Regions from separate parts of the Homo sapiens genome. Here region 1 is linked to region 2. A link is a loop called in an ENCODE intact Hi-C map of the cell type or tissue named here. Cell type or tissue: transverse colon. All regions are shown on one strand. Links, peaks and the distances in the headings refer to the core of each region. The heading gives the core; the rest is flanking DNA. Region 1 holds the start of LOC124903640 (a long non-coding RNA gene). Region 2 overlaps RBFOX1 (RNA binding fox-1 homolog 1).

Region 1 (5,377 bases), core at 329-5,328, 56 kb before region 2:
AAGTGATATGTTGCCACTTACACTTGGCCATTCAGAGTAGACTCCGATGCTGAGGCACCCCAATTGATTTTTGTTTTTATGAGTTGTCTTATGGATAAATCTGTGAGAATTTAGGAGGAAAGGTTGGATGTTCATGCTGAGACAAAGAAAGCATTTAATGAAGTCATTTTCCTTAGTTATTGGATAAGAAATAACCATATGAAACTGCATTCCAGAAAAATATACTTCAGGGAAGACTCGATGGCCGGTGGTCAGAGTTTGTGGATTTATAAAACAAAATGATAAATGCTCCAAAATAAGATCAATGTGGGTTGATTACTTTCTTATGTAATTGGTGATCTCAATGACAAAGACTTCTGAATTATGTTTATTTCTAAACAATTATAAAATAAAATTGTTTTCAGTGAAGGTGTTACTTATCATAAATGTTGCCTGATTCGTCCACTTGATCAATTTACTTTGAGATCAAAGATTACCCTTCTGTTCACCAAAATTAGCTAGAGATCCAATAATAGCTACAGATTAAAGGCAGATAAAAAATATAGTAGTGGTGTCTGGGTACAAGATATTACTTATCGATATGATTTATGTATGTGGAGATTAAACTATTTCACACTCTTAATCAGCCGATTGTCTGGAATGCTAAATAAAATAAGTGACTTGAGACTTTTAAACGAACTATCACGACAGTAATGGCCAGGACAGATGACTCCAGGTATATCACTTACACCCTAGCGGTGAGCTTCCAGGAAGGGCTAGAAAACCTAATTCTGAATGAAACAGGCAAAAATAAATGACTGCCTTTATTATACTTCAGGTATTCAGTGAAGCTCAGAGAAAATACACACACACACACACACACACACGCACACCATTCCCACATTATGTCATAGTATCACATTATAAACACTTTCACAGATAGCAGTGCAAGTCCTTTCAGGGGAGGGGGAGATGCATTCCAAAGCACATTTCAAAATCCACCCTCCATCTATCTTCATATGGAACCATGATGCTGATTTAGTCACTTCTAAATATTTGTTGTGGCTGCCAATGTTTTCTTCAAGCCTCCCCTTTCCAGAGCAGGGGTGTTTTTCCTCGTGGGAGAGACTGCCTGGAAGATGCTGAGAACCTTTGTGTTTATCTTATATGTTTGTTCTTCTCATGGCAAGAATAACCTCTCACTCAAAGTCACTATCTTCTCTCCTAAGTTGTGCCCAAATGAGTAAGCCAATTTAAAAATCTAGAAGGCAGAAACATGGATGTATTTTTGAAAAAAACACAAACACCACCACACAAAGGAACGGAGAACATTGAGTACCTATAGCATTCTACTTGCTAGGTAAATGATATTCAAATTGATTAATAAATAACATGAAAGAAGTAAATGTAAAAGGCAAAAGATCAACTCAGTAATAATTTGATAAATCCAACTGAGGCTTAGCATCTATAGAAATGCTCATTAGAATTTTCTTCCGGTGGAAATAACTGGTATAAAACGCACATGCACATACACATTTACACACACACCCACAGCAAAGGCACAGAAATTGTGGAAGATGAAGCATATAATATGTTATCAATACTCTCTTGGGAAATGTCTTCTGGCACGATTTACTCAATAATGAACGTAATAAAATAATATTTAAAAGAACAAATTGGTTCCCAAGATTTTTTTAAGACTGTTCTCAAAAAGACATGCAACAGAAAATACACCTAAGAAATATTTTCTGGAGTCAACCAACTTGATAGAAAATCACCCAAATGTTCAAAACAGAATCCTGACATTTTATAAAAATATACATTCCTTTAACACAGGTTGAAATTGAGGGTCTTGGGGAAGAGGGCCACTCTCAACTCTTGCATAGGAAGTTCTGTTCACACACTCATGTTAACAAATGGTACTCTTGAAGTGAGTCCGTGGAAAAACAGATAAAATGAGTATAATCACTGTAAACCTTCATAGAATAGGATGGAGATCCTGGGAGGGAGAAAGGATTTTCATCTGCATGACAAAACCCCTTCTAGCCCTTCAGTTCACATCCACTGCCCCTGCCCAATGACAGAGAGCTGGCCTGTCACCCTACAAGGGCAGTGCTGAGCTATTTCCCAAGCCCAGGAACCAACTCAGGAAGCAACCCTTCCAATAAAGAAAGAATGACAGAGCAGAGAGGGTCCCAAGGAAACACCCTGAGAAAGACAGAGAGTAAGGTGTCAAAAGACTGAAATGTGCACAATGAATGGAAAATAAAGCAAACACAGACTCCCTCAGCAAGACCACTAAGGAGAAGTGAAAGGGAAAAAAAAACCCACACACGCACACACACACAAACACCCTAACACATGCCAACAAAGACAACATCCTAAACAGCTCACCTTCTTCACAGCATTGCCAGTGAGTTTGAAGGCAGACTGGGGCTGACACACTCCAGAAATTCAAATGCTGCGATCCCATGCGGACCGAATATAGCACCACACAAACTTAGGAAAACACACACACACACACACACACACACACACACACACACACACACCACACCACACACCACACACTTCTCCTTTCCACTCTCTATTAAATCAGCTGAATTAACACTACAGGCACCGGAATGCCTCCACAAAGATTCAAACTCTTAGCATCAAAGGGGTCTTAGACTCAGATCACCACGAAAGGCACTGACACAAGGAAGATGGTAGCAAGGAAAAGGCAGTTTTCCATTTCAAACTTCCGGTGCCCAGGCTGGGCATCAGGCGGTTTTAAAGTATTCGGACAGGTGCAGAAACATCTCAGCGCGAGGTGCCCGGGCTCCACAGAGAGCAGGAGGCTTCCATCCACCCTTTCCATCGCAACGCGGGAGCCCCCTCCTCAGAACCTACATAAGGCACCGAAGCGCAGCCCAGTACGCGCGGGGACCCATCTGGCCCAGCCCCAGGAAAGCAGCCACCGAGGGCAGACGCGCGCCTTACCTGCTGTAAGTACATAAAAGTCAAGGCACACGAAAGCTGGGGACACATGCCCACGTTGGGGAGCGCCACGCAGGTGGCCCCCGTCAGAGGATGCTGCATCATGTCTCTCTGGCGCCCGCCGAGCCCGAGTGGGGACGCTTGAATGCAATCACGTTGCTCTCTGCCTGGGCGCTACAATTTTTTTTTTTCTTTTTTAATTTTGCTGGTTATCTAAGTCAATGACCGGTGGCTCGCGCTGTCTCTCTCTCTCTCTCTCTCTCTCTCTCTCTCTGTCTCTCTCTCTGTCTCTCTCCCCCTCTTTCCTCCTCCCTCCCCCCACCGCACCCCGCCGGTCCCTCCTCCCTGGCTCTCCCCGCCTGGGGATGTGCTAGATCCCGGCGTTCCTCTGCCTCCAACTAAAACACTTGCGGGGACCTGGAAACTAGTTGGTTCCCTTCGCGCGGTCGTCTGGCTTTTCTGGGTTGTTGGGCCTGCTTTTTGATCCCCCGGAAAGTGGAAGGGGCCCCCCACCCCATACCCCTGTGAAGGTGACACGAGAACCGGCAGAGGGAACTTCTCTGGAAGGGGCAGGGGATGCGCTGCCCTCCCGAAGAGGCTGAATGGGAGGGGGGCAAGGATAGCGAGAGGGAGGGAGGGAGGGAGAGGAGGAAGGGGTGGGACGGAGGTAGAGAGGGAGAGAGGAAGAGAGAGGGAGGGGAGAGACAGAGAGAGAGAGAGAGAGAGAGCGAGAGGGAGGGTAAAGAGAGAGAGAGATTGAAAGAGAGGAAGAGAGGTTTTGACTCACACTGAAGCTCACTCCGTTGGTTCTGATGCTGTCTGTCTCCTCATTTGTCAAATGGGTCCAGGGGAAAGATTTTTTTTCCTTTTTTTCCTTCCCTCCCCTTCGCTTTTTTTAAAAATTATTTATTTTTTTTGTTTGTTTCAAAAAAACACTCACCAAAATTTAAATTCGGTCTGCTAAAACCCTCTGCCGGTGAGCAGGCGAGCGAGCGCCCCGCGCGCCCGGCATCAGGCGAGCTGGACAATTAGCGCGATGGCCCAGCTGGGACCCACAGTGGTAGATGTTGGTGGCGGTGCGTTTGCCGGATTCCTTGCCAAATAAACACAGAAAAGGGATTTCCCCTCCTCAGGAGGTGGAGTGCTGAGACGTTAGGGGCTGGGGGCAGGAGGGAGCTTGGGCTGAGGGAGGGGAGGAGGTTTCTGCGCCCCCCAGCAGAGCACCGAAGCGCCGATGCACCCCCGGGCGTTTGGGGCGCAGCTTTCGCTCTGTGCCTCGCCTTGGTTGGGCAGGCAGCCCCGAGCCAGCGAACCAGCCCCTGAGCTGTTCAATGAGAGCAACCGCCCAGGCTGGCGTGGAAATCAAGCCTGTTGGACTAACGTGCCAGCTCGGGGCGACTGGAAGGGGGCTTCTCCCAGCCCAGAACACCCGCTCCTCTCAAATTATAAATGCACAGGGTAGGGAAGTCCGTGTCTGATAAGAGATTACTCCGTCGGCTGCAGGGAGCAAATTACAATGGTTTATTTATTTATTTTTTTTATTCTTGCCTGTCCAGCCCTCCTTGGCCAAATTAACATTCTGCTCTTGCAAACGGGTCTCCCCTCCCCTTTATTTTATGAAGTAATAATTATTCATTAGTAGATTTCATTAGTCTTTATGCAATAAAATAGGATGTGATCTGCAAATCGAAAGAAAATATTAAGACTCTAACTCGTCCTTGGTCCTGACAGGAAAAAAAAAAAAAAGCACATTCTTGCATTCTTGGCAGCAATAAAATCGTGATCAGGAAGAGTAGCCATATTTTTTTAATATAGATTTTGACCCAGTGATTGGATTTTCTTTTTTTTTTTTTTTGTTTTCAGACCAAGAGATCAGCTGTCTAAACAGCAGCTTTTTTGATTGTTGGGCTTCCTGAAAGAAACCTTGCTGACAGCTTCTCACTGACCTGCAGGACGGAACCGTACCTGAGAGGGGATGGGGGCTCTCTCACAAAAGAATATTTGGGGCAGAACCCTGGAACTGGCCACCAGGGACATCCCAAATATCCCCTCCTCCTCAGGGCTCACCCCGACATCCTCAGCCAAATGAAGGCTCTGAACCCAGCCATCAGCTCGCAAGGCACAACTCACTTTGCAGGCTAATCAAAATGCTTTCTGAAGAAAAGAAAACTAATTATCCCACGGCTCTATTTTTTGTTGTCGTTCTGTTTGAAATAACTATGAAGTCTTCACTCTGCCTAACACTAGGCCCCAACCCGCTGTTTCTTTCCACTTTTCATCTTGCAAAACCAGTGCCTCCAACCTCTCTGGGGCTCACACATCCCATCAATTTATCAGGGACACAGTAGCATGTTTAACCCTTTAGCCCTAGGCAGAAGTTCATCCAGGGGAGTGGGAAAGTAGAGGCTGCTATTCTGTA
Region 2 (5,377 bases), core at 75-5,074:
GAACAAAACTCCATCCCCCACAGAAAAAAAAAAAAAAAACGGACAGAAGTATGCTCTGTATCTACAATGGAATGTCATTCAGCCCTAAAAAGAGATAAATTCTTGTCAACTGCAACACTGTGGATGAACCTGGAGGATGTCATGTTGAGTGAAATAAGCCACACACAGAAGAACAAATACTGCGTGATTTCACTTACATGTAGAATCTGAAATAGTTGAACTCATAGAAGTAGGGAATAGAAGTTTGCTTACCAGGGGCTGGGGTGGGATTGGGGTTGGTGAGGGTTGGGGAGATGTTGGTGAATGGATACAAAATTTCAGTTAGATAGGAGGAATAGTTTCAAGAAATCTTTTGTTTAACATGGTGACTATAGTTAATGACATGTATCATGTTCTTGAAAATCACTGGAAGAGTAGATTTTAAGTGTTTTCACTACAAAAATGTATATCAGATAATACACGTATTAATTAGCCTGACTTCGCCATTCCACAATATATACATATTTCAAAACGTCATGTTGTACATGATAAATGTATACCATCTTTGTCAATTCAAAAAGTTAATTCGTTATTATTTTTTTAAAGAATCACCCAGTGTCCTAAGTTCCCTAAAAGAAGGAAACAGAGTAGCCAGAGAAACTGCAGCTGTCTTGGTGCCTGATTCTTTGGTAGAATGACATAAAGGTCATACACAGCATGACCCTCCCTGGTAAATACGTTCACATAAAATGCCCTGGGTACATAAAAAATTCTGAAAATTCAGTATGACGTCCTTCAAGAGTCTAATGGTAAAATGCACTCCTCTAAATGCTTGCTCAGTGTCTGCTGTGTACATAGTTATGATCCCCGTCCCTGGGGTATATACTCTTAGTCTTTGCCTTCAGGTAGTTTACTTTCTTGGAGGGAGGGGATAAAAACTAACTAAAGCAGAGACAAGGTAAGTGTAATCACAGCAGCTGAGGCTGCAGCTGAGGCGATGAAGCAGGAAACTCTTGTGGTTCACTTAGGAAGGATTTCACTTAGAAGACACAAATGAAGAAATGGCTTTATATCATTAAGCTGGCTTTAAAGCATTTAATCATTGTGTCAGCATCCATGGTCACCAGTAAACAATTAATATAAGCATCCCACGCTCCCAGGAACAGCAAAAAAAGCATTTGTTTTACTCTTCAGTGTTATTTTTCACCTAATGGCTAATCCACAAATGTCTACTAAGTGAAATCATGCTTCACATACCATTTAGAAACACCACATTTGAATTTTAAAAACAAAACATAAAGATACTTCTCTCGAAAATCAATAAAAGGCTTGAAAGACATGAAGAAGCAGATTTTCCCAGAGGAAACACAACTGGTTCAAAACCCTATGGGAAAAAAAGGGGGAGGGATTCTTAGAGTTACCAAATACGTGCAAAACAAATAGGTTCTATTTTTTATAAAAATGGCAATTGGAAAGGATTTTATAATGCTTCTCTTCATTATTAAAGGAGATTTAGAGAAAGAGTCTCTTAAACACTACTGTTGAGAGTGTAAATTGGTTTAACCTTTCTGAAGAGATCATTTAACAATGTGTATCAAAAGGCTTAAACATTTGTATAACCTTTATTCAAGTATTTCCACTTGTAGGAACTGACTCCAGAAAGTCCTGGGTGTGCTTAAGATATAGACACAATGTTGCTCATCACTGTCGGTTTGTTATGGTGGAAAATCAGAGATAGCACAAGAAAAAGCTCAGCAATTGGGACTGTGCCAAAAATAAAAAATACATAAAAATAAATCTGGTACCCATTCAATGATTTTATTCTTCAGCCCTTTCATTATTCTTACAGGCTCTTTTTTTTTTTAAAGAAAGAAGCCTATGAAGAAGGAAATTTTCATAATATATAGCTATATTAAAAAACTACAAAACATATAAACAGTTGATATACAATGTGGGAAGTCAGAGAGAAAGACAGAGAATTCAGATAGCTGGAAAAATGCTTTCTCCTTGGTGATGTAAGTAAAATTGGTATAAAGCTCCAATTTCTATGGCCCTTGGAAGTCTAGTGATGTCCCCAGGTTCCTGCAAATTCTCAGGTAGATTTTGTTCTTATTGTCCTCCAGGCTCCTCCTATCTTATTTATTCTCTATTGCACCACTTTCAGGGTTCATCCAATAGAAAGAAAAGAAGGAAAGAAAAAGACAATGAAGAGAAGGGAAAAAAGAGGGGAATGGAAACAAACCCACCCTTGCAAAAACATTTAAAAATGTAGTCAACTTAGCTGAAGGTTGGTGGTGATACCACCTAACCCCCAGCTTTCTGTTCCTTTCAGCATTGATTCCTTCCTTTCCCTCTCCCATTTCTCTCTTCCCCTCCCTCTCCTATCAGTCCTATTCCTGGAACACTACTTTTCCCTCCCTCTATTATGCAGAGCAGTGCTGTATTCCCTGGCTCCCACTCTCAGTCTTGCAAAATCAAACCTATCTGGGATTCCACAGACAAAGGGACCTCTCCTAGAACAAGATGGTGCTACCCGCCTTTCTTGGGCGATGGCTGTTGGCTATACATAGCAACATTTGCCTTGTTATGTATATAGGTAGGATATACATACAGATTACAAATAGATGACAGCTAAATGATTACTCAAAAAGGCAACTGTTATAAATAGCATTTTCCCTGATATATCTCTGCCTAGACATACAGAAAAATCAATTAATGATAATGCTAATTCACATTATCTCTGGATGATGAATAACATGCAACTCTAATTTTCTTGGTGCTTATCTGCAGTACTTGAATTTCCTATAAGCAACTATTAGTGTTTTATAAAAAGGAAGGTCAAAAACTAAGTTCACTCACCATAAAGAAGAAATGCCTAGTTCTGGAAGGAAGGTGGCTCATGGCTGAGATGACAGGTAAAACCATCTGTGATGGGTGAAATTAAGTAATGCTACCCCTAATTCAGCTAAGCCAGCAAGTGTAAGCGTGAAAGTCTCTGTTCATTCAGATCCTACCTTTTCCCCCAAATGACTGGAAAGATATGAAGGGACTCAGCTAGAAGATTCTGCACAAATGTATTCTGATACCCACATAGGGCATCCTACTAGAAGAGCTGACGACAAAATGGCCAACAGCACGGTCCTTTATGAACAAGGAAGGGAGTGAGCAGTAGGTAGGAAAGGCAGCAAGAATTTGCAAAGCCGTTCATGTGCCACTCACTGTGTTAATGGTTTGTAGACCCTTTTCTAAACATCACAGGGACCCTATCAGAGAGCTGGTAATATCCCTAACTGATAAAGAAACCAAGGCTCAAAACTGAGAGCCATCTCCCTCTGAAGTCTTTGCCTTCATTCACAGTTCTTCCTAAAATCAGCGGTTATTCTTCCTTCCAGAACCATATTCTATTTTTTTAAGGTTAACTTTTATTTTAGGTTCAGAGGTACATGTGCAGGTTTGTTATTTGGGTAAACTTGTGTCATGGGAGTTTGTCTTACAGATTTTTTCATCACCCAGGTATTAAGCCTAGTACTCATTAGTTATTTTTCCTGATCCTCTCCCTACTCCCACCCTCCACCCTCTGATAGGCCCCAGTGTGTGTTGTTCCCCTCTATGGGTCCATGAGTCCTCATCATTTAGCCCCCACTTATAAGTGAGAACATGCAGTGTTTGGAACCACATTTTAAAATACCTAGATGAACAGCACCGACCTTGCTCCCTGCAATGGAAATGTACTTAACCTGGATTTAAAGAGGCTATGTTTCCCGTATTCCATTTCAGCTAAATTAAGAGATGTGTAAATGACAAGCAGTCACTAATGTATTCTTAAAATCACGGCATTCCTGAATCAGGATATACATTCATTTAAGGATGACCTGGGGGCTTTTAGCTTTTGTTAACATAAAACTATTCATTACTTTCATATTATTGTGGCAGGCACAGGGTCTTACAGAAAAATTAGTAATTCTCAACTTTAGCTAACATTTACTGAGTGCCTATCACATACCAGGAACTTAACACTCATTATCTTGCACAACTCTTAGTGTGTGGTAGATCACCATAGAGGAGTATTTGCTCCTTCTCCACCTCCATGGGCAGAGTGTACTTTCCTACCCGTTGGCTGTGAGTGTCCCCTCCACTGCGGGTGTGTCTGTGAGACTTGCTTTGGTTAAGGAATGTTAACCGGCAGCGAGTGTGATGCGGTTAAAGGCTTGAAGGCGTTTGCACAATAGAAGTTTCTCTTGCACTTCTCCTTCACCAAGAGAACATTTCTGACTAGCTACTATTCTCCAGCAGAGGACTTGAGACACAGGGACCAGAGTTCCCTCCAAAGCTGAGCCTCCTCACTTGAGGGCCAGCTGACCTGCAGACACATGACTGAGTGCAGCCTAAATCAAGGACCCCATTGTACTACAGACACATGCACTAAACAAGTGCTCACTGTTACCTGCCAATTAGATTTGTGATTGCTGGGGACCAATAGGAAAAGAATACATAGGGTATCCTAATGTGGGAGACACTGTTCTCATCCCTGTCGTAAAATGGGAAAATTGAGGTTTAGGGAGGTTGTATAACTTTCCTGTCTCGTGGATGGCAGAACTGGAGTTCAACTTTGACTCTGAAGCCTTTATGCTGTAGCTCTCTTTGATCAGTCAGTCAGCCAGTCGTTGAACCTGATATTTAATAAGCCTCTGGATGTGCTACGTAGGCGCTGTCCTTGGTGCTGATACCACCGCAGTCAGCACAACAAAACTCCAAGAGTTCTGTTTTACCAAGGAGGAAAGGGAAGGAATAATTGCATTCAAACTCAGTAAAAAAAAAAAAAAAAAAAAAAAGGAGGTGACCATACAGTCTGACAATAAATAGATGTGCAACAACAAAAAGCCCTAGGTTCATAATAAGCTTGGCGTTTGTGGAAAAGGAAGGATGCCACCATGGTTTGGTACAGTTATAAGGGAGAGACTGGAGAGAGGCCAGATAATGCAGAGCCTGAAAGCAAAACAACGAGTTTGATTTAATTCTGCTTTCAACAGGAGGCCACTAAAAAAATCACACATTCAAGAGGAAAACATTCGGGTTATCACTTCAGAACAATCTCCATGGCTGCTTTGCTGTGGGGGATGCCAGGGAGCAAGGACGGAGACAGGGAATCCAGGGAGGGTGCTGCTGGAGCTGCCCAGGTGAGAGGCAATTGGATTGCATTGGATTAGGGTGGTGGCTGTGGAGAGGCTAAGGATTCCTTCCAAATTTTCTCTCAAATTTGAAAGCAGTCCTAACTTCCCTAATTCTAAATTAGTCTTGGCTTCAGCAAACTTGAACAAAACATTTACCAGCTTAGGTATCAAACTAAGTTATGAAAAAAACTCTCAAAATATTTGCTTAGATAAAAGTAAAAACATAC

What was found. A loop is a pair of places that touch in the nucleus more often than their neighbours do. Peaks named below come from ENCODE experiments on the same cell type or tissue, not always from the same donor. Only the 100,000 strongest peaks of a DNase experiment are listed, where the experiment ranks them.
Region 1: it touches region 2 in a loop (11-fold over the local background); 2 of 110 quality-filtered maps call a loop at or near these places.

The regions. Positions count from the first base shown.
Region 1 is chr16:7,302,070-7,307,446 of GRCh38, reverse strand. All of the region lies in intron 4 of RBFOX1 (RNA binding fox-1 homolog 1), which reads right to left. LOC124903640 (a long non-coding RNA gene) reads left to right here and starts at 2,767. Exons shown (of 2, transcript XR_007064971.1): 1 at 2,767-2,966; 2 at 4,822-5,377. In transverse colon, for the core only: no CTCF peak of the experiment used is centred there; no DNase peak of the experiment used is centred there; H3K4me3 peaks cover 1,710 bases; H3K27me3 peaks cover 3,026 bases.
Region 2 is chr16:7,246,068-7,251,444 of GRCh38, reverse strand. All of the region lies in intron 4 of RBFOX1 (RNA binding fox-1 homolog 1), which reads right to left. Among named protein-coding and RNA genes, the nearest start is that of LINC02152, 1.0 Mb to the left of the region's middle. RefSeq lists a silencer at 4,590-4,790. In transverse colon, for the core only: no CTCF peak of the experiment used is centred there; no DNase peak of the experiment used is centred there.